3 separate regions of the Homo sapiens genome follow, and all the other regions are linked to region 1. A link is a loop called in an ENCODE intact Hi-C map of the cell type or tissue named here. Cell type or tissue: PC-9. All regions are shown on one strand.

Region 1 (8,000 bases):
GGGGGAACCACTCTCCTACAGGGACAGGCGACATATGTAAATTCTGCCTCTCTTCCTAGAAACCACGGCAACTCATTAACAATAAGGCTAGTGAAAAAAAATACAGTGTAGATTTTCTTACTACAAGTTAATTTTTATTATATTTTTGAGTGGACTCATATTCTCGGGATCATCAAAGTAATAGATTAGAGGATAAACTGAGCTCTTTGTTAAAAAAGAGAAATAATAACAACCATCACTCAAAAGAGGGTCATTATTCTCAAAATCAAAAGGACTAAATCTATAAGTAAAATATAGAACACAAATATGGGTATTTTAAAAATGTGAACCCAGCATTGGTGACTCAGTTTTAACAAAATAGCATAATCCATCAAATTAAGCTTACATTGTTAATTTGAAATGTATTGGTGTTGTATTCTAATTTCATTGATAAATCTCTTTGATTTTTATTTACATAAGACCTATCATGGCTGGGTAATGTGCCACACACCTGTGGTCCCAGCTACTCAGGAGGCTGAGATGGGAGGCTTACTTGAGCCCAGGTGATTGAGGTTGTAATGAGCTGTGATCACACCACTGCACTCCAGCCTGGGCAACAAGCAAGACTGTCTCTAAAAAGAAAAGAAAAGAAAAGAAACAACAAAACAACAAAAAACTAAAAGAGCTATCAACGTAATATATTTGTAAGTCCTCTAGTGTTGCCACACATACAAGTAGCAGTAAAATAAAAATACTTTAACAAAAACTTAGGAGTCCACAGGATTTTTTTAAAAAGAGGATCTCTAAATGTAAGCTTGGGAAATGCTGGTTTAAGGCAGACTAAGCTGAAGGTTACACATCTCAGGCTTAGTCTGACTTGGAGAGGTGGGAAGTTTGTTGGAACTGGTGAGAGATCCCAGGAGCTGTGAGAATTCCCGCTCGCAGCTTTGACTGTAGCTCTGAACAACTTACTTCATTCACAGGATGGAGCCCAGGTGTATTAGGCAGTGAGTGGAGGAATCTAGTCTTCAGACGAGGGGCAGACCAGAGCTAGATTAGGGGCTCTTGGAATTATCCTCTTAGACCACTGAAGTGTAGGAAGGGAAGCCAAGGCACGTGGCCAGACCATGGCATTGGAGTGGGAGATGTCAGAGGGGACAGGGCTGTGACTCAGGAGTCATTCAGGCCCCACATCTGACCCCGTGGTCCCAGGAGGTCTGCCTGCTGACTGGGAGACCACTGCCCTGCCCAAGCGCTTTCTACCTTGGTCCTGAGGGCTCTGTCCTGGGGATGCTGCCAGAATCACAGGAGACTCTGTCCCGGAGGGCTGGGAAGGCAGCTGGCAACTGAACAGCCCATTGGCCATCCTGCCTGGCTGGACATGTGGGTTGTCTTTCATTTGTTATGACTAAGAATAGCACATTACCTCTTAAAAACTTTCCAGGCCTAGAAAATCTTCCCCACTCATTGGGGAGCAGGATGCTGGGCTCCTGATTAAATGCTTATCCTGGCACTTGAGCAGATTTGAATCTCTTTTTAAGGAATCTTTGGCCTTTCCCACAGGCAAGCTGCCCACAGCATGGGGAAGAGCGGCCGGTGCTCGCGTGAGGACGTCTCCAGCTCATCTGCTCCTGTATCTGAGAGCTGATGGCTGCTTTTGCATCTGCTTACTGGAACATTTTGCTTCCTTTATAATCAGCAACACAGAATATGGAATTGGCATCATTCTTGGGCTACATGGACTGATTTCTAGTTCCTGCCAAAAATATGTTTGAAACATCACTGAACAGACATTGTCTAAAAGTCTTGCTATCCATTTTTATTTTCCCAGTTTCATGTTGCTTCAAGTTAAAAATCATGAGAAAGCAGCAAACTGATTATTTTAGCTCCCCAAAATAAATTACTTTACTGAGTCATAAGTTAATGCAGTATCCTTGCATTCCATTTAGAGCCAGTATAAGAATGTTCCCCCAGTCTTCTGCCAAACCACACAGAAAGATGGAGTCTCAAATGAAAGTCTACGCAATATGCTTCTTCTGGATTGGCAACAACACAAAAGTGAGACATACACTCCCTTAGGCAGGCAGTGGGGAAACAGATACTTTCACATATTGCTGGCAGAGTACAAATTGGAGGCAAAGTGGCAATTTCCAGCAAAGCTATGAATGCATATCCACCTTTTGACCAGACGCTTATGCTTCTGGGAATCTGCCCTCCAGCTCTGTTTGCACATGTGCAAAATGATATTGTGCATGAGATGATTTCTTGTGGCATTTTAAATAATGGTGAAAGACTGGAAAGAAGCCAAATATTCCTTTTTCTTTTCTTTGAGACAGGGTCTTTCCCTGTTGCCCAGGCTGGAGCTGGAGTGCCATGGCAGGAGTCACAGCTCACTGAAGCCTCGAACTCACTGACTCAAGCAATCTTCTCACCTTAGCCTCCCAAGTAGCTGGGACTACAGGTGCGCACCAACACATTTGGCTAATTAAAAAAAATTCTTTAAAATATCTTTTAAGTACAGTGTCTTGCTATGTTGCCCAGTCTGGTCTCAAACTCCTGGCCTCAAATAATCTTCTGGCTTCAGCCTTCCAAAGTGCTGGGATTACAGATGTGAGCCCCTGGCCAGAAGCCAAATATTCTTAATAGAGGAGTAGCTAAACCTTTACAGAACTCCCCCACTATAAAATACTATTTACCTGTGAAAAATAATAAGGGGGTTCTCTATATGGATGAGCAGAATCATGGCCCCCAAAATGTGCCTGTTCTAATCTCTGGGACTTGTGAATATGTGACCTTATGTGGCAAAAGCCATTCTGTAAAGGTGATTTAGATCCAGATCTGCCTCACTCTGAAACCCCACTCCCCCACTGTGGCCCCGAGCCTGGCTAGAGATGCCGCCTGCTCCCTGTTGGACACGGTGGACCCGCCAGCATCCCCCTTGCCCACCCTGCACTGAGTGCGGGGGAGGAGGCTGCACAGACCACTCTGTGTCTTGCATTCCTGTCACTCCACCGTCACCCACACACGCAGGGCCTGAGGGCTGTTGGAATGCACCTGTTCATAGGCACATGCATTTATTTAACGGCTCTGTGCTAAAGTGTAGATGAGGAGAAGGAGTTTGTGCCAGGGTGTATCAGCTTCCTGCAAACGACCACAAACTCAGCAGCATGAACAGCATATTTAATGCATTGCTGGAGGTCGGGAGTCTGTGACGGGTCTCACTGGGCTAAGACCTAGGGCCGGCTCCTCCTGGAGGATCCAGGGCAGAATCTGTTCCTCGCCTTTCTCAGCTTCCAGGGGCTGTCCTCATTTCTAGGCCCATGGGCCCTTCCTCCCTCTTCAAAGCCAATGACGTTGGATCAGGTCCTCACTGCCACACTTCTGGCTGCTAGTTCCCTTTTAAGAACACTGTGAGGACTCTGGGCCTGCGGGATCCCCCAGGATCTCCTCCTTAGGTTAAGGGTGGTGTTCACCAATCCAGTTCCACCTGCAACCCCAACTCCCCTCTGCATGTGATATGATGCACTCACGGCGAATAGGGCTAGGGTGGAGGCATCTTGGTGGAATGGTGGGGTCTTCACTCTGCCTGCCACACAGGAAACAGGTGGCATCCAGGACATTCCAAGCCCCCACGCTTCCTAGAATAAGACCCAAACTCTACCCAGGGCCATGATGGCACTGCAAGGTTACAGGCCCGATGGCCCCTCTGCCCCAACCTGGGTCCCTGGGGGACTGGAAGGAGCCGAGCTCTTCCCCACTCAGGTCTCCTTTCCGCTGTCCTCTGTGGGGGCTCTGCTGCTCCTCCTCCGGTTTCAGGCCTCGCTCCTCCCACTGTCCCTCTCAGGTGTGCTCCCCGCTGGGGCTTCTCCCGTGGCCTCTGCTCCGTTGCAGTTCCCATCGCCTGGTTTACTGCCCCCTTTCCTGGATTATGTGCTCCCTCCCAGAGGCATCAACCACACCTGCCTGTCTCTCACCATGCTGTGCCAAGCACAGACGTCAGCCTGACCAGCACGGAACAGGCCACCAGACCGTAAAATCCATGGCAACAATCACACCACGCATTTCAATGGCCCATTCGAAATTTCCCCAGTGTAATCAGGCCATCTTGGCATGCGTCTGGCGGCAGAGACCAGGGAGGTTTGCAGCCGACACTCTCCACATATCAAGCTGAAGTGCCCGTGTCTCGGCGCAGGCTCTGTCGTCCGCCCGTCACACCGTGGCTTATCTTTTCGTGTGTCTTCTGGGTTGAGTTCATCAGTGCAGAGGCTAAGACTGGTCTGGTCTCCATGGAGTATCTAACCCTGTGCCTGGTCATAGCAGGGATTCAATAAGGCACGTGTGCGGAATGGATGAATGAGCGGATGAATGAACAGAAGGAGCGAGCTGATTTACAAAGAGTGGTAGGGAGGGGCCAGGGGAGCTTCCATTCTCTGAACTCATGGAAATGCATGAAATTGCCCGGAGCATCCACAGCCAGAAGCTGAAACTGCAACCTCTTCCCATGAGATCTGCGTTTCCTGGGGCCTGTGGCCATCCTGGCCTCCCGTTCACGCACGCTGTAGGAGAGGCAGCCAGGCAGAGCGAGTCCCAGCCCGGTTGCCTGGGCTTGTTCCCAGGCCTAAGGAGCCAGCTTCCCACACTGTGCTCCAGGATCCCATCAGCTGCCGCAGCATCAAAGCCAGGTCCAGCCCCTGCAGCTAAAGTTGCTGGAGGCAGACACACATTCCTGGGTGTTTTGGCAGTAAGACTTCCCGGCAGAGGGCAGGGAAGGAATCTGGGAGGTGCCGCCTTTCTTATGAGGACACATTCTGAACCAAACTACACAGAAGCTGTCCCCCAGGCTGAGGCCCAGCCCTGGTTGGATGGCAGGGGCTGTGGGCACTGTCGGGGTCGGTGGGGCGGGGGGGTGCCCTGTGATGGACTGTGGAGCCACACTGCCCCCTGCCGTTAGTTCTGAGTGACGCTGTTCATTCTTCCCACCCAAATATTCTCCCAAATGTCCGCAGCCCTAGAGAGCTCGACCTCCAATCCTTGCTTTGCTCACACTCAGCCCCTTCAGCACTTCAGGAAGGCAGGGATTTGAACAACTGAACTCAAGGCATTTGGCAGGGGCCAGTTTTGCTAAGAAAAGAAAAGAAAATGCCTCTTTTATTGTTGCAATGCCCCAGACAAAGGCAGAGAACAGTTCATGTCACCCTCAGGAATACCTAAGGATACTGAGCACATGTCTAAATGGGATGAGAGGTGGGCGTCGGGAGTTCTACCGCCTGCCCCCTTTATTCCCTGAGAAGGGGCGTTGCCTTGTCTTCAGGATCTGTGTTTCTGGATGTCCACAGCAGACTGCATGACCTCCTTCTTAGGCAGATGTGGCAGGTGTGGCTACACCAGTCAAGACGGGGGAGAGAGCTCCCTCCTCTGGAAGCTTCAGTTCTGAGCCCAGGTGTTTGTCCTGCACTCAGGATATGCTGGTTTCTAGCAAACAGGAATCACAGAGAGACACTTACCTTCCGGTTGATGTGAGCGGTCATGAGTGCATGTCGGTGCATCTTCACAATGCAGAGAACCAGACCAGTCCACGCATAATATGTGGTGGCAGAGCCCCCACTGCCATGCATAACATGTATGTGGTGGAGCCCCAGCTGCCATGTGTAACTGATGTGATGGAGCCCCAGCTGCTGGGCTGCACCTCACAGTCTTGAGGAACTGGCACTTGTTGCCAAAGCTGGAGAGAAGGTGCCATGCCCAGGGCCTCCATCTTGCCTGTGGCCATTGCACCTTCCGCCTTACACTGAGACTCCCAACCCCCTTTGCACAGGACGCAGAGTGCCTCCAGATGTGATTGAAAAATTAAGGTGATATAAAACACAGTGCAATAAAACACACCGTCGTATACACTTAAGGCACAAGTGGAATCCTGAGGCAGAAGGACACCCATTGAGCACCCTCGAGAGGTCGCTCCTTGGGCTTCAACACCAGCACAGGAGGCTGTTCAGAAGGGGAAGCCCAGAAGGAAAGAAAGGGATGAAGCTGCTGTATCTGAGAGAATGGCATCTAAAAGGTGAGTGAGAATTCTGAGTCTTCTCTTTTTAAACAACTCTCTGGATGTGGTGTGGGCTTCAGTGGTTGCACCTGTTTGCTCAGGAGTATGTTCTGTATGGGAGGTGGAGGCTGTCTGCAGTGGTCAGCTGAGCCTTGGCTACCCACAAACGCTGCAAGGGCGGATTCCCTGGGAGAGGAGGGAAGACATTGTCTTGTAAGTCATGCTTTTGTAATACTCACTAAACAAAGATAATTAGACAAATATAAACAAAAGTAAACAGACAGGCCTCGGAGAAGTTTCTGAGATGTCCCAGCAGACATCCATCCTGGCAAAGCTAACAGGGACTGTCCAGCTCTCACGACCTGGAATTACACTTAAGACCTTTCTTCTTGAGGTGGCTCACCTACAACAACTTACTTTTGTATAATTTATAATTTATTGCATGCACCTTAATTCCCTCCTTAACTCATGAACCCCATTCTCATTTTTTCTCTTTGCTCCTGGCTTACTGCCCCCATCCTGTTATCTCTCCTTTTTTACTTTCTTTTCTTTTTCTTTCTTTTTTTCTTTTTGAGACGGAGTTTCGCTCTTGTTGCCCAGGCTGCAGTGCAATGGCGCGATCTCGGCTCACCGCAACCTCCCCCTCCCGGGTTCAAGTGATTCTTCAGCCTCAGCCTCCCAAGTAGCTGGGATTACAGGCGCACACCAGCACACTCAGCCAATTTTTTTGTATGTTTAATAGAGACCAGGTTTACTTTGTTGGCCAGACTGGTCTCGAACTCCTGACCTCCTGATCCAGCCGCCTCGGCCTCCCAAAGTGCTGGGATTAAAGGCGTGAGCCACCGCGCCCGGCCTCCTTTTTTACTTTCTAATGACCCTTTATATTGCACAAGACTGTTAACATCCTCCCATGAGGAGTTCTCAGCGCATTCCTGTAATTTGGACCATGAAACAGGGAATCAATCCTTTTTAGAAAGCAGAGGATTTAAATCACCTGAAGTCCTTGTGTTCCTTCTACCATTGACAATCGCCTCTAAGAAAGTAACAATCAAACTCCCCAAGCACCCCCCAGACTTTCTCAATACACAACTGTGGCGGTTGGTCTGGACCTTCTATCTGCTAGGGGACCGAGGACCTAGGGGACTGGACACGTAGACGTGTACCACACTGTCCCCTGCTGGCTGAAAGTGCTATGTCTCCCCTTTCTGCTCTCACTGCCCTGCTTCCTAGCAGCCGGCGTTGGCTGGACAGGGCTGTACACCTAAATCTTTAACAGCTCAAGAAAATGTCTTACTCCATAAAAGAAGGTTAGATTGCAATCGCAAGAGGCTCTTCAACTTATTCCCAGGTCTTTAGGGCAGTAAGTGCGATTGCACAGGCAATAAGCAGAGCTTGTTCTAGCATATGAAACACCTGACAAACTGCCTCCTATCGGCAGGCATTTGGGGACCCGTTACTACACCCTCCATGCTGCACGAGGCCAGACAGGGGCCTCAACAGCCTGAAGACAGTCCTTCTCCTTCAATGGCTCGACAGCCTTCCGCCCACCAAGTGCAGCACACAGATCTGCTTCTACCAGTTGCAGGAGACTGGAAGATTAACGAGATTTGTTCCCCAACGGTCGTCAACCCAAAGCTTTTGTGGGCCATGAATGCTGTCGTGTCCTGCGTGAAACTCTTATCCTGTTAGACCCTGCCCAGTGTACTGCATCTGATATGGACCACACCTGTTTCACATGCTGTATCTGAGTGGAGAGAGAAGAGGAATGGGAATTTTGTTTCTTGCCTGCCCCCTCCCTTCCAGGCCATCTTAACTGGAGACACATTAATTAACTGCCTCTCTTAGAGTGGCCCCATTCTAGGCCTGGTACCCAAATGTGAACACCATGAAGAAGCCTCTTTGGGAACGTGCACCTTAAGTCTTCCAGGCCGGGCAAGGTGAAATCTTTCTTCTGTGTGGGGTCCTTGAAGGGTGCCAAGGT
Region 2 (8,000 bases), 490 kb after region 1:
AACCCTTTAAGCAAAAAAGCAGTTGATCTCATAGAAGTAAAAAGTAGGACAGAGGATGCTAGAGGCTGAGAAGGGTAGGGGGAAGGGAGGGGGAGGGAGAGATTTGTGGAAGGTTACAAAATTACAGCTAGAGGAGAGGAATACTTTCTAGTATTCTACAGGACTGTAGGATGACTCTAGTTCACAATAATACAGTTTCAAATAGCTAGAAGGAAGACATTGAATGTTCCCAACACAAATAAATGATACATATTTGAGATGATGGTTACGCTAATTACCCTGATCTGATCACTGTACCTTTTACATACTGAAATATCATGCCGGGTGTGGTGGCTCACGCCTGTAATCCCAGCACTTTGGGAGGCCAAGGCAGGCAGATCACTTGAGGTCAGGAGTTCAAGACCAGCCTGGCCAATGTGGTGAAACCCTGTCTCTACTAAAAATACAAAAATTAGCCGGGCATGGTGGTGGGTGCCTGTAATCTCAGCTACTCAGGAGGCTGAGGCAGGAGAATCACTTGAACCTGGGAGGCGGAGACTGCAGTGAGACAAGATCGCGTCACTACACTCCAGCCTGGGCGACAGAGTGAGATTCTGTCTCAAAAAAAAAACCCAAAAAACCAGAAACATCACTATGTACCCCCATGAACATGTACAGTTATTATTTGTCAATTAAAAAAAATAAAAGGTTAAAAAAAAAAGCTGAATATCATAACCAAAAAAAAAAAAAAAGGCGAGGAAGGGATCTGGAGTGTCAATATTAGTTGGGCACAGGGTCTGGAAGGAGCCGTCTCATTCTCTTGACACACGGTGAAGGGGTGGAGGTATTTATGAGCTCATTACGTTGACAGGAGAGTCAGGTCTTTCCTCATGTCTGCTAAGATAATTCTTCTCCAACATCTGTCTTTCAAATATTAGCTCCATTCCGTGGAGTCAGAAAGTCAGAGATTTTTTTTTTTGAGACGGAGTTTTGCTCTTCTTACCCAGGCTGGAGTGCAATGGCGTGATCTCGGCTTACTGCAACCTCCGCCTCCTGGGTTCAAGCAATTCTCCTGCCTTAGCCTTCTGAGTAGCTGGGATTACAGGCATGCACCACCACACCTGGCTAATTTTGTATTTTTGTAGAGACGGGGTTTCTCCATGTTAGTCAGGCTGGTCTCAAACTCTCGACCTCAGGTGATCAGTCCGCCTCGGCCTCCCAAAGTGCTGGGATTACAGGTGTGAGCCACCACGCCTGGCCGAAAGTCAGAGATCTTTAAAGCAGAAATTCTAGAGTAATTAACTCTGTTAATTGTAATGGAAACCATTGTCCAATGCATTCTATATGATAGACGCCTCTGCTGACGTTGCTTTACTGTAGCCCAGCTTGGCCCGCGTGCTCAACTGGCCACTGAATGCAGGTAAGTCCTTGCAGTAATCCTTCTGGGGAATAAACTGCTTGCCTGCTTTAGTTCCCAATTTTCCCTCCTTGGAAATAAAACTCAGCTCTGTGAATATGAAAATAACTATTTTATTCCTATCACTGAGCCTCTGCCCCCTCCAAAACTCCTCGTTTGGAATCTGTGCTTTTGTAAGGAGCCAAAATACTGAACCCAGCAAGTGAATACAAGAAAAGATGCCTTAGGGCTCTTTTCAGCCTCACCTCTCTGTGCCAGGGCTAGCTGGTGGTTTATTGCTAAGAGCCGCTCCCTCACAATTCCCTGGGAAGGCTTGTCCATTGCTCTCAAGCTGCAGCTCTGCGAGGTCACTCACCGGTGGCCACTGGCCGGTGTGAACTGTTCTGCTCACAACTGGCAGCCGCCCCATCATGAGGCTTCCTTTCGGCCTCAGCCTCTGGGCTAGAAATTAGTTGCCTTTGTCCGCAGTTACTCTGTTCCCCAGCCTCGCTGTGATTATAAATAGCCCTATCCATTCCAGGACAAGTGATTCAGGACTCACACACAGGTTGCCATTTGATCGTAATTATATAATCACATCTGTGAGCACTGCATGGGTTTTAAAATGAAGTGGTAAGTATTGGCTTACTGACTCTAGAGGGTGGTACCTTGGCAGAGGCAGTTGTGTTTCTCCTCATCCTCAAGAAATTGGCGTCGCGAACCAAATGTTCCGTGGTTATGGAATGTTCTATATAAGATTCAAACTGCTGCTTGGAAAAGCTAGGGAAGACCTTCTGGCATGCTGCAAGTTGATCTTTTCTGGCGTAACTGAAAATAGGAGAGAAAGAAGGGAGAGTGTGGAGTTTTTCTTGGTTAAGTCACACAGACAAAATTAGTGCTAGAAGAAGCACTAGCTTTAGAAAACGTGTCATGTGCTTGGATTGTGGATGGCAATTTTAGTACTCCTGTGTGCTCAACTTTTAAATGTCTCTCTAAAAATTTTATTAAGGGCATCCTTGTGGGGGCACATATCAATTTAGTGCTTGCTCTAGCAACCAGATGCCGGGCAGGTTCTAAGACCTATTTCTGACTAGAGTGAAAAGCAAACAGAACTATTTCTAAGATAACATCTTTGCTTGATTTATGCTAATTTCTTGTTAACATTTAAAATCAGTTCCTTGCTTTAATTTAGTATTAAAATTCAGGTACCCTGCCCCCTCCAAGGGGTAAAAAGATAAGTGGGAAAGAGCTTATTTGGACACCCAATGGGGGCTTATCCCCAGATTTAATGTAAAAATATGATTGATAATACATGTGCTCTTTAAAAGTTTTACATTCTAAATCGGAAAAAAAGCAGGAGACTTGCTGTAGACGGTTGGCTGGATTGTATTTTGCCTTCATCCATTTCGACCTCTGCCTCCACTCTGGGTTTAGAGAATGCTCCTGGCTACAAGCTCTCAGCTTTTTCACGTAGCCTGTGACCTCCCAGGGAGACACTGACCCCTAGTCCATCCATTTGCACATTTATTCAGCAAAAATTGAGCATCTGAGGCTGTGTTCTAGACACTGAACAAAATGCCCTGCCCTTATAGAGCTTACCTTCTTGCAGTTCTGTTTTTGTAAATCTACGGAGCCAGCAGAGAGTTGTTCTCAAGCAGGTTCAGTGACTCTTCATCAGGGCCAGAATCCTTCCTGCCACATCTGATCGGGGTTTTGTGTCCCTGTGTCCTTCTGATGCAGAGGACACTGTCATTGTCACTGCCATTAGGAACCCCATGCACCTGTCCACCTGCCCCACACAGAGGCTGGCTTAGCTGCACTCGTCACTCCCTGCATCACAGCTATGCACACGTTTGCAAGTCCCCATTCTTATTTTTGTTTATTCGTTCATTAATTTGTCATTTCTTTTTGCCCTCATCTCCCACTCCCATTCTCCCCTTTTCCGTTGGCAATCAGGTTGATGTGTTTAACGCATATCTCTTAATTTTAAGGTAGTTTTAAAAGAAGGTGTCTCCAGTTTTGTGTGCACTTGTTTAAATTGTTATGTGAAGGATAAAGAGCTTGGGTTCTTGACTCAGCCAGCTTGGGTTCCAGTCCGAGTTCTGCTGTAGTCTGGGTGGCCTTGGCCTTACTACACAATCTCTCTGCATCTTCGTTTCATCATCTGTAAGACGGAGCTGAGACTAGTAACCTACTTGGCTTAACTGTTTCATGGATTAAATTAGTTAATATGGTGAGGTGCTTAGAAGAGGGTCTGGTAGGTGGTCATCCCTCCATAAGGGTTGGCAACTAGTGCTGCTAGTTCATCTTTACATGCAGGTTATCTTCACCTTCCCCACCATATTTTACAGAAAGAGACACTGGCAAGTTTAGCTGATTAACGTTTGTCCTGAAAACCAGTCCCCTAATTTTCTCTCTCCAGCTGACATGCTTCAGGGCAGGGCTGCAGTGGTTAGAAGGAGACAGTGGTCGTGTTGCAGCAGTTAGAACTCAGTGAGGAGAGAGAGGTCAAAGGGTCGGTAAAACAGGGGAAGTTTCATATAAAGAACTACTAACCACAATAAAAGAATAACTACAAGACATAAGGAAATGCAATAGGGTACCCTAGGGCAGTGGTCCCCAACCCCCTGGCCATGGACCAGCATCAGTCTGTGGCCTGTTAGGAACTGGGCTGCACAGCGGCAGGTGAGCTGCAGGTGAGCAAGCGAAGCTTCATCTGTATTCACAGCCGCTCCCCATCATTCGCATTACTGCCAGAGCTCCACTTCCTGTCAGATCAGCGGCATTAAAATCTCACAGGAGTGAGAACCCTATTGTGACCTGGGCATGCGAGGGATCTAGGTTGCACGCTCCTTACGAGAATCTAATGCCTGATGATCTGTTACTGTCTCCCATCTCCCCCAGATGGGACCATCTACTTGCAGGAAAACAAGCTCAGGGCTCCCACTGGTTCTATATGATGGTGAGTTGTATAACTATTTCATTTTATATTACAACGTATATTACAATTACAATAAATATTTCATTATATATTACAATGTATTTTTATTTAATAAAAATAAAGTGCACAATAAACGTAAGGTGCTTGAACCATCCTGAAACCATCTCCCCAACCCTGGGTCTGTGGAAAAATTGCCTTCCACAAAATTGGTCCTTGGTGCCAAAAAGGCTGGGGACCACTGTCCTAGGGCTCAGGGAGATGCCCAAGGAAGGAGGGGCTGGGAATGTCTCCAGACCTTCTGGAGAGGGTGTGGTCAGCCAGGGGAGGCAGGAGGTGCCCCGGCTTGGCCACGACAAGGCGGGTCTGGAGCCACCGGGGCACCTTCATGAGCACAGGCCCTGCGGTGTTGGGGGGCTTGTGGCCCTGCAGAGCACAGGGGGCTGCGCAGGTGCTTGGTTTCCCTGTCGAGAGGGCTGAGGCCAGGATGTCACCAGGCTGAGATATCAGAGCCACTGTGGTCCTCACACCTATGTCCGGCTGGAAGTAACAGACGGCCTTGTTCTCCTGCGTGTCCCTCCAGCGCCCTCTACTGGGAAAGCTTCGCCTCGCACTTTGAAGGAGAGAAATACTGAGAACAATTCCGTGGCTTATCACAGAGCATGTTCAGAAGGATGTGGGCATTGCTGAGAGGCAGTACATGGAGACTGACACTCAAGTCCACTGCACACTCCGCCTCGTTACAGAAAGCATTGCCAAGGAAGTCACTGAAGAAATCACCCGTCTGGGCCTGGCGCGGTGGCTCACTCCTACAATCCTAGCACTTTGGGAGGCCGAGGAGGGTGGATCATGAGGTCAAGAGATCGAGACCATCCTGGCCAACATGGTGAAACCCCGTCTCTACTAAAAATACAAAAATTAGCTGGGGGTGGTGGCGCATGCCTGTAGTCCCAGCTACTTGGGAGGCTGAGGCAGGAGAATCGCTTGAACCCAGGAAGCAGAGGTTGCAGTGAGGTGAGATTGCACCACTGCACTCCAGCTTGGCGACAGAGTGAGACTGCCTCAAAGAAAGGAAAAAAAAAAGAAAGAAAGAAATCAAGAAATCATCCATCTGCTTTGGATACGCGGCCCTTCAGGAAAATTCCTTAACTGTTCAATATTCACTGAGTGCCTACTGAGTGCATTGTTCCATGTGCTGGGGGGTAAGTGATAAAGGTGGGCAGGCTCCTTTGAAGCTCCTTGAGCTCATGAGGCTCATATTCTGGGGGGAGAAGTTAGATAAATAACCAAATATACAAGAAAATATCAGGAAATGATCAGGACACTGTATTGCATATAACAGAATGCGGGTGGTGCGGGGGAGGGGGGTAGAGATCCTGGGCCGGCCATGAGGTGCCCTCTGAGGGGCGACCTTGAAGCTGAAGCTGAGCCTCAGGAAGGGACTGGCTGTGTGAAGACCTGAAGGAGGGTCTTTGCAAGAGCAGGAGCTTGGCATGAAATTCTCAAATGCATCCCTACAATTCCAAAGATTTTAAATCTATCAACTCTTCCTACCTTACAGATAAGAAAATTATGTGTATGAGTTGATAATTGAATCCGTTATAGATACATCCAATATATTTATATTTTATTGTGATATGCATTTTTTTAAAACTTAGTGAACTGGGTTGCTCTATTTCCTTATGGATTCTTAGATTTTCTGGGTGAAAATTCGTTTGTGCCTCAAGTGCCAGGCCTGCTCATCTTTCAAAGTTCCAGAGCAAGAAGTGGAGCACACCCTTTAGTCCACATCCCTTCTCCCCGCATGCTCCTCAGAGATCATTTAGTTTCTTTTTTTTTTTTTGAGACAGGGTCTCGCCCTATTGCCCAGGCTGGAGTGCAGTGGTGTGATCATAGCTCACTGCAGCCTCAACTTCCTGGGCTCAGGTGATTCTCCCACCTCAGCCTCCCGAGTAGCTGGGACTACAGGCATGCACCACCATGCCCGGCTAATTTTTATATTTTTTTAGTAGAGACGGGGTTTCGCCATGTTGCCCAGGTTGGTTTGGAACTCCTGGGCTTAAGTGATCCTCCTGCCTCGGCCTCCCAAAGTGCTGGGATTACAGGAGTGAGGCACTGCACCCAGCCCTTCACTGAGTTTCTCTATCACCTTCATTTTCTGCCTTCCTGTGGGGACCTCAGTCCTGGAGGTAACCCATGTCCTTTTGCTCCACTGCCAAAAGTCTCTATTAAGGTACATTTGTCCTAAGAAAAGCCCCATGATTTAAAGCTCTGTCTCTTCTTCCCTATCAAGTCTCTAATCAATTACCACTTCTCAGACAGCCATCACAGGGAAAGCTGGAGCTGATGGGCTGTTCTGCACTCACCTATTAGTGGAGAACAGACTTTCATGTGTTATTTAATTCCCAGAGTATCAGGAAACAAAAGGTAATTTTTGTTTGTTTGTTTTTACTATGATGCTCTTGGCATTAGCCACAGGCAGATGGAATGGAGATGTGTGAGTCAGTGCCGGGGACTTACTCTTCCATGAATGCTCAAGGATGGTATGAAATAGGGCAGAACAATCCCATTTTTTTCTTCTTATGTATGTGTGATCAAATTATCTCATTTTATTTATTTTTTTGTTTTCTTTGGACTTTCTTGTTGACACAAAAATAAATAGGAATGGATAAAGGCATAAACAAATGTATTATATGCAATGGAATATTATTCAGCCATGAAAAGGAAGACTTCCTGACACAGGGCATAACATGGATGAACCTTGAAGACAGTATGCTCTGTGAAGTGTGCCAGAAGGGAAAGGACAAATGCTGAATGAGTCCACTTCTATGAGGTCCCTAGAATAGTCTGATTCATAAAGACAAAAAGTAGAATGGTGGCTTCCAGAGGCTGCGGAGGAGGAACATGGGGAGTTAGTGTTTAATGAAGACAGAGTACAGTTTGGGAAGATGCAAAGTTCTGGAGGTGAAAGGTGATGATGGTTGATACAACAAAGTGAATGAACTCAATGCCAATGAACTGTGCACTTAAAAATGGTTAAGATGGTAAATTTTATGTTATGTATATTTTACCACGGCCATAAAGATAAGATAGGAAGGACGTGTCCTGAGGCTTTGAGGTCTGGATGCCAGCTTCATTAGAAAGAAGAAGGCAGGAGGAACATGCATATATATCCTCTAAGGCTGACACTTCATTAGTGTGACCTCAAGGCTCTCTGGGGGCACCGTTTCTATCTGGGTGACTTCTGGCCAGTGCTGTTTTGTTTTCTAACATGGTCTGAGCATGGAGTGACTTCTCTGCTGGGAAAAGGCTGTGGCTTTGAAAATCCTCCCAGCCAGAAGTTTTGCAGAGCTGAGGAGCTAGGCACTAGAAAGGGAAGGAACTACAGGCGGAAATAAATGCTGCAGGATCCTCACACCTGTCACGTGGTTTATTGTTGTTGAGAAACAACAATAAACAAACCCCACCCCAGTGAGTGGAGCATGCATGGGTTACTTCCCTCATTATTCGAGCATCTGAAGAACCTTTTGCAAACACAGATGGCCATTTCTGACAGGTTGGAGCTCTCACTGAATGTGCCTCTCTACTCAGATTTGGCTAAGTCCCGAGCACATTGCAACACGCCTCCCCTCAAAAGCCTCCCCTGGCTTTCCACCATTTCCCAGAATGTAGGTAAGGAGAGGGCTA
Region 3 (8,000 bases), 170 kb before region 1:
TCCCCATCCCTCCCCAATTCTCTAGTCTCCCCATCCCTCCCCATTCCCTCCCCTCCCCCATCCCTCCCCCATTCCCTAGCCTCCCTGATCCCTCCCCATTCCCTAGCCTCCCCCATCCCTCCCCGATTCCCTACCCTCCCTGATCCCTCCCCCATTCCCTACCCTCCCCCATTCCCTAGCCTCCCTGATCCCTCCCCAATTCCCTACCCTCCCCAATCCCTCCCCCATTCCCTCCCCTCCCCATCCCTCCCCCATTCCCTAGCCTCCCTGATCCCTCCCCATTCCCTACCCTCCCCAATCCCTCCCCCATTCCCTAGCCTCAGGCAATCACCATCTGCTCTCTACCTCTATAATTTTGTCATTTCAAGAATGTTATATAAAATGGAATCATACATTCTATAACTTTAAAAAATATGGTATATTTGTCTATCAAGGTATTATTCTTTACATGTTAACCATGCTTTTTTTTTTTTTTTTTTTTCTGAGACAGTCTCACTCCATTGCCCAAGCTGGAGTGCAGTGGCACAATGCTGGCTCACTGCAACCTCCACCTCCCAGCTTCAAGCGATTCTCCTGCCTCAGCCTCCCGAGTAGCTAGGATTACAAGTGCGTGCCACCACACCGGCTGATTTGTGTATTTTCAGGAGAGACTGGGTCTCACCATGTTGGCTAGCCTGGTCTCGAACTTCTGACCTCAGGTGATCCGTCCACCTTGGCCTCCCAAAACCATGATTTTTTAATGGAAACTTTTATTGAGATAGCAGATCACATAAAACCAACTTTTACTGAGATAGTAGATTCACATACAGTTATCGAAAATCATTCAGAGAGATCTCTTATACTTTGTCTGGTTTCCCCCAGCGGTAACAGTTTGAAAAACTATTGTACTAGATCACAGTTAGATTTGACTTTGATATAATCCACTGGTCTTATTCAGATTTCATTTATACCCTGTGTGTGTGTTTGTGTGTGTATTAGATTCTATACAATGCTGGTGTATCATTGTGTTGGTCTGTTTATCTGCCCCACGTCAAGATACCAAATGTATCACTTTTTGAGATTGGTTTTTCCTTTTTTTCTTTTGTGTTTGTTTTTGAGACAGAGTCTCCCTCTGTCACCCAGGCTGGAGTGCAGTGGCTCAATCTCAGCTCACTGCAACCTCCACCTCCCGGGTTCAAGCGATTCTCCTGCCTCAGCCTCCTGAGTAGCTGGGATTACAGGTGTGCGCCACCATGCCCGTCTAATTTTGTATTTTTTTAGTAGAGACTGGGTTTCACCATGTTGGCCAGGGTGGTCTCAATCTTCTGACCTTGTGATTTTCCACTCAGCATCTCCACCCTGGAGATGCTCCCAAGTTGCTGGGTGTGTCAACAGTTCATTCCTTTTCATTGCTGAGACCATTATGCGGGTACACTATGGTTTATTTAGGCAGTAGCCCATTGAAGGACAATTTTGGGTTGTTTCCAGTTTGCAGCTATTCTGAATCAAAGTTGCTATGAATATTTGTGTGAATATTTTTGTGTACATGAGTTTTCATTTCTCTGGAATAAATGCCCAGGAGTCAGATTACAGAATTGAAGATCAGTGTATAGGTTTCTGGGGAATAATTGTGGAACTGCCTTATAACCAATGTTAAATCATTTAAAATGTGGTTTGTATTTTCCATGTAACTAGTATTGTGTAGTACGGGTTGTACAAATTATTCATGCTGTATTCTAAGAGAAAAATTTAACAATTAAGATCATAATTTGGAGAGATAAGAGAAAGAATTTGCCCAGTTCGGATGAACCATGGGGAGAAAAGGCTCCCAACATCTTTTACTGTTAACCATGTTTTTTCTGGGTCTAGGTGTTGTTGGAAGACATACTTCCTTAGCCATCAAAGCTTTGAAGCTTCAAACCAATAGCTGAAAGTGTTCTATCCAGTTTGAATTATCACTTGAAATTTTCAAGTCTTCATGAGCCTCGAAAATCCTCATCTCCAATGATTCACTCTTATTAATAAGATCACTAATGAATTCTTCAACTTTGTTCATTAAGTTATATTTGTTGTCCCTTTTCAGCAAATGGTAAAACATGATTATTCAAGCCTTTTAATTCTCCATGCTACCTTAATGATTAATGGAATGTAACTGTCCAGTAGAAAATGGTTCTTTATGACAAGTGATCTTTATTATGCTCGATGATTACATAATGGAAATAGCAAATGAAAAAGGCATTTATCTGACATCATTATGTAAATCTCATGTCTAAAATTGTAGTACATTCTGATGCCCCCTGGGTACATGTTGGCATTTAAATATAGAAGCTAGCGGTGTATTACTGTGCCTTATTTGGTTTTAAACAATCATATTCCCTGGACTGTCCCCATACATCCCAACCATTCCTATATAACCTTCTGGTGCCCAGCTTGGGACAGTCTATTAGAGAGGCTTGATAGATAAAATTAAAAAACAGTGGAAACTCCCAGTAAATACCACAGTGAAAAAAATACCCATGTCACATGCTCTAAGTATCTTCGTATCTTAGTCTCCCAAGCTAAGATCTTTTTACTGCAGGTGGTTCTCCACTTGGTAGATTGGACACTGATTTGTTTAGTGTCCAGAGCTTTAGAAACAGAGCTAAAATGTGTTCCTAGATTTTCAGTTACTATATGGGTCTTGAAAGCATCAGTAAAAATATAAAATTGAAAAGAATTCTATTCAAATATCCAGCTCATCAATTTAGGATAAGAGGAATAGCCCGATGTGCTATACTCAGTCATTCTACTAACATCGGCTCAGTCACCCCCTGAAATAATTGTTATCTCATTATTAGATGATTTAGGTTTCTCAATAAAAAGAATTCATTGTCAGTAAAACTGAATCATTCATTACTATTAGTTTTTTGAGGGAGAGTCTGACTTATGTCACTCAGACTGGAGTGCAGTGGTGCGATCACGGCTCACTGCAGCCTCAACTTCCTGGGTTTGGGTGATTCTCTTACCTCAGATTCCCGAGTAGCTGGGACTACAGGTGTGCACCACCATGCCCAGGTAATTTCTTTTTTTGGTATATCTTTGTTGAGACAGGGTTTCACCATGTTGCCCAGACTGGTCTCTAACCCCAGGACTCAAGCGATCTGCCCGCTTCAGCCTCCCAAAACGCTGAGATGACAGGCATACACCACCACACCTGGCCTCAGTAAAATATCATTACAAAATATTGTCTGAATGAATCTTTAATTTGATGTTTGTGGAACTGGGGTTCTTTTCTTTGTTTTTGGATCACTGTCAGTACTTTGGGAGAAATTGGGAATTGTGAGAGGCTGCTAGGCCCTTACTCAGGCCGAATAATTCTTTTAAGGAGAAGAACAATGAGAACGTGGATGGCGCACACTAGGCGGAAATGCATGGGCCCTAATGAAGAGCATCCCTCCAAGATTCAGTGGAACATTCCCAAAACAACCAGCAAGCAAATGTGTCACCAAACAGTGCAGAGACTTTTGTTTTTAAAACCAGGGACCTATTTGTGTGTGTGTGTGTGTGTGTGTGTGTGTGTGTGTGTGTGTGTGTGTTTCAAGATGGAGTTTTGCTCTTTTTGCCCAGGCTGGAGTGCAATGGTGCGATCTCGGCTCACTGCAACCTCCACCTCCCGGGTTCAAGTGACTCTCCTGCCTTAGCCTCCCGGATAGCTGCGATTACAGGTGCCCACCACCACGCCCAGCTAATTTTGTATTTTTAGTAGAGATGGGGTTTCTCCATGTTGGTCAGGCTGGTCTCGAACTCCCGACCTCAGGTGATCCAGCCGCCTTGGCCTCCCAAAGTGCTGGGATTACAGGCATGAGCCACTGCGCCCAGCTCATTTTTTTTTTTTTTTAATTTAAAAGGTAACAGCAAAACGCTCAATCGCTTTCCTGGCTCCTGACTGCTGTTTGCGATGTTTGCTGTCACGGCTGCAAACACAGCTGCCCGGGGAACTTTGTCCCACTCTGGATGTAATTAGCCACCCCCAACCCACACCTGCCTTCAGGTGGCGTCAAAGCTGAAATATTTTAACTGGTTATTCACCAGCCAGAGTCAGACTTCTGACTCGACGAGGCTTAACCTCAGCTTTGGTTTTCCGTGCAAATTGCTGTGAGAACTTCTGATGGGTGGACAAGTGGCTCCAGGCTCCAGTGACTCACAGCTGAGCCGAGCGTCCTTTTCCTCAACTCGGGACCAAATCAAGTTTTATAGCCCCCGGCAGCAACTTGACAACCATTGTTTCAAGCCAAGAGCAAGAACATGGCTAAACTACCCCAGACATGATTTATTTTCTTATTAATGAAACAAGTTGGAGAGATTTCCCAACTTCACGCAATCATCCAACAGCATTCCTGTCCACAAACTTCCTTGTGTTGGATTCTTTAGGATATTTCCTCCCGTTCTGTTCTTCTAAAGATCAAGTAGAGGTAATGATAGCCTTATGTCTAATAACCTTTCACTTCTTCAATCCACAGACTAACTCCTCATCCAGCCCTGCGTCGTTAACCGTTTTCTCCAGGCAATTTCTCCCCTCTTTGACTTTCCTACGAACCTTCAAGGACTTCAAGAATTGGTTGGAAGCCTTAACAGCTTTAAGTACTATTTGACATATTCTCCTTGAAGAGTCTCTGAAATTTACCATTTCTTTTTCTTTTCTTTTCTTTCTTTCTTTTTTTTTTTTTTTTTTTTTTTTTTTTTGAGACAGGATTTCCCTCTGTGGCCCAGACTGGAGTGCAGTGGTGTGATCATGGCTCACTGCAGCCTCGACCTCACGGGTTCGAGCCATCCTCCCACCTCAGCTTCCCAAGTAGCTGAGACTACAGGCATGAACCATCATGCCAGCTAATTTTTTTTTTTTTTTGTAGAGACAGAGTCTCACTATGTTGCCCGGGCTGGTCTTGAATTCTTAGGCTCAAGCAATCCTCCCACCTTGGCCTCCCAAAGTGCTGGGATTATAGGTGTGAGCCACTGCGACTGGCCCCCATTTAACTTCAATTACACCTGACTTTAAGCACATGGAGATTTTCTAGAGTGTATTGAGTGTTGTCTGTCTTTGATGATAAAGTTTGTGGAACATCACTGAGAGTAGGACCTTTTAAAAAGCCTCACTTTCCTGGGAGTGATAAAACAAAGAAGCACCTGAGCTGCTTTCCATGACTTTTTCTTTTCTTTTCTTTTCTTTTTTTTTTTTTTTTGAGATGGAGTCTCTTTTTTTATTTTGAGATGGAGTCTCACACTGTCGCCCAGGCTGGAGTGCAATGGCGCAATCTCGGCTCACTGCAAACTCCACCTTCTGGGTTCAAGCGATTTTCCTGCCTCAGCCTTTCGAGTAGCTGGGACTTGTAGTCTCATGTGCCACCACGCCTGGCTAATTTTTGTGTTTTTTGTAGAGACGGGGTTTCACCATGTTAGCCAGGCTCATCTCAAACTCCTGACCTCAAGTGATCCGCCCACCTCGGGTTCTCAAAGTGCTGGGATTACAGGTGTGAGCCACTGCGCCCAGCCCTAAATGTTAATTTTAAATAATTAGTTAATAATAATGATCCGTTTTGGTTCATCAGCTGTAATGAATGCACCACACCAATACAGATCTGGCGGGGATGCAGGAGCAGAGAGTGTGGGTGAGAATTCTGTGCTTTCTTCTTCTTTTTTTTTTTTTTTTTTTTTTTTGAGGCAGAGTCTCGCTCTGTTGCCCAGGCTGGAGTGCAGTGGTGCGATCTCGGCTCAGTAGGCTTAACTCAGAAATTTGCAGCAAAAAACACAATTACTTTTGCACCAACCTAATACCTAAGATAAATGAAAACATATATCCACAAAAGACTTACACACAATGTTCATAGTAGCTTCAGTTGGCAGAGGCATCCGGCTAGTGGGAATTCTAAGAGGAGAGAAGGGAGACAAAGGCAGAGTGGGACTGTCCAGGAGGCAGGAGGGGAGTCTCCCAGGACAGGAGGCTTTCAGTGCCTACTGCAGATGTAGTGCTGTGGGAATTTCGTTTTTCTTTTCTTTTTTCTCTTGTTTTTTTGTTTGTTTTTGTTTGTGTGTTTTGTTTTTGAGACAGAGTTTCGCTTTTGTTGCCCAGGCGGGAGTGCAATGGCACGATCTCGGCTCACTGCAACCTCCGCCTCCCAGGTTCAAGTGATTCTCCCGCCTCAGCCTCCCGAGTAGCTGGGATTACAGGCGCCCGCCACCAGGTCTGGCTAATTTTTTTGCATTTTTTTTTTTTTTTTTAGTAGAGTTGGGTTTTCACTGTGTTGGCCAGGCTGGTCTCGGACTCCTGACCTCAGGTGATCCACCTGCTTCAGCCTCCGAAAGTGCTGGGATTACAGGCAGGAGCCACCCTGCCCGGCCCCTTTTGTGGTAATTTCTGGACGATCTTCTTGACTCTTTAATGTTTAGTCTTGGCCTTCATGTTTTAATTTCTAAGCGTTCTTTCTGGTTATCTGGTCCTCCTTGTCCCCTACTCACTGTGTTCTAGTTTCATGGGTGACACATCTTCTCTGAAGATTTGAAGCTCTCCCTCTGCCACCAATCTCTGAACTGTCTGTTTCTTTTCTGTTTGTTTCCTACCTCTTGTACTGGAGGTTTCCTCAAATCTCTGCAAGCCTGAAGGTTCTTGGGGTATGGGTAGGGCTTGTGGACCTCTCAGCCTCACTGGTCACTTTCCCAAGGGGCCCCCAAATGCCAGTGTGTAGAACCTGCAGGTCCTCTGCATGAGGGATGGCGTTACATAAGATACATCTGGCTGGCAGTGTTCTGGAAGATAGGGGCAGGACGGGGAGACGTGAGTCATGCTGGAAAGTTCCGCAGGTCTTGGGCTGCCCCTGATGTAGCTGAGTGTGGAGCTTCTCAGGTTCAGTCTCATGTGCATACACACACACACATACTTGTGCATGCACACCTATGACGGTTACTACAGGACTGAACGAAGGGGGATGAACGCAGAAATGAAGACAAAGACAAAAAGATCTGTTTTAAAGAAGGGGTCGGGGGCTCCTTGCTTCTAGTGAGCAAGGGCCCTGAGCCTCTAAAGCCCTTCGTATTTACTAGGCAGAATCAACAGGGAGCAAAAGGTAACGATTGGTCAGCTGCTTGATTTATGACAGGTTCACATAATTGCTTTCTTTATACAACAGGCTTCAGATGTGGCTGTAGATAATCACAAGAAACACTGCGCCTGGGGCGTGACTGCCCTCAGGGTTCCTTCTGGTGGCGGTTTGTCAGTTTGCCAACAACCTGCATTCATGAGAACAGTTTGCTGTTTGCTCATACAGCCTCCAGCGGTGTGCTGAGCTGGTCACGACCCTCGTTCTTTCGGCCTTCAACACACACCCATGAGCGCAGTGCATGCTCACACATGCACACATGTGAACCAGTGCATGTACACACACAGTGTAAAGAAGAGTAAACAGAGGAGGAAAGGCAGTCTAAGGATAACATTTTATTTAAAAAATTAAAATTTTGGCCAGGTGCAGTGGCTCACGCCTGTAATCCCAGCACTTTGGGAGGCCGAGGTGGGCAGATCACCTGAGGTCAGGAGTTCGAGGCCAGCCTGGCCAACATGGTGAAACACCGTCTGTACTAAAAATACAAAACAATTAGCCGGGCGTGGTGGCACATGCCTGTAATCCCAGTTACCAGGGAGGCTGAGGCAGGAGAATTGCTTGAATCCAGGGGGTGGAGGTTGCAATGAGCCAAGATCGCACCACAGCACTGCACTCCAGCCTGGGCAACAGAGTGAGACTCTGTCTCAAAAAAAAAAAAAACAAAAAAAAAAATTTAAAATGTTCACGTACAGTCAGACCTTTGCTCTGGTCCTGCTTCCCACTAGATAGGTCTTAGGCTTGAGCCGCAGTCTTCATGATAAATATTGACTTTTCTTTCAACAAATTAAAAATGAGCATTTAAATAATGCCATACTTTGCTTAAGCTTTAAATTACAAATCAGATGAGCAGTCATAAAGGCATGTTTGAATCTAACGTAAAGGTTACATTAC

The links. Peaks named below come from ENCODE experiments on the same cell type or tissue, not always from the same donor. Only the 100,000 strongest peaks of a DNase experiment are listed, where the experiment ranks them.
Region 2: a loop joins it to region 1, with 6 times the contacts of the local background. A loop is called at or near these places in 3 of 110 quality-filtered maps.
Region 3: a loop joins it to region 1, with 8 times the contacts of the local background. A loop is called at or near these places in 92 of 110 quality-filtered maps.

The regions. Positions count from the first base shown.
Region 1 is chr21:41,609,752-41,617,751 of GRCh38, reverse strand. No RefSeq gene overlaps it. Among named protein-coding and RNA genes, the nearest start is that of PCSEAT, 33 kb to the right of the region's middle. RefSeq lists enhancers at 4,484-5,147, 6,989-7,283. In PC-9, CTCF peaks have their summits at 4,766 (motif pointing right), 4,966 (motif pointing left), 6,994 and 7,199 (motif pointing left); DNase peaks (open chromatin) are centred at 2,031, 4,711 and 5,381; H3K4me3 peaks cover 371 bases; H3K27ac peaks cover 3,422 bases.
Region 2 is chr21:41,118,897-41,126,896 of GRCh38, reverse strand. No RefSeq gene overlaps it. Among named protein-coding and RNA genes, the nearest start is that of LINC00323, 25 kb to the left of the region's middle. In PC-9, a CTCF peak has its summit at 4,903 (motif pointing left); DNase peaks (open chromatin) are centred at 4,876 and 6,796; H3K27me3 peaks cover 258 bases.
Region 3 is chr21:41,782,874-41,790,873 of GRCh38, reverse strand. No RefSeq gene overlaps it. Among named protein-coding and RNA genes, the nearest start is that of RIPK4, 20 kb to the right of the region's middle. In PC-9, no CTCF peak of the experiment used is centred here; DNase peaks (open chromatin) are centred at 4,133, 6,783 and 7,213; H3K4me3 peaks cover 1,393 bases; H3K27ac peaks cover 5,221 bases.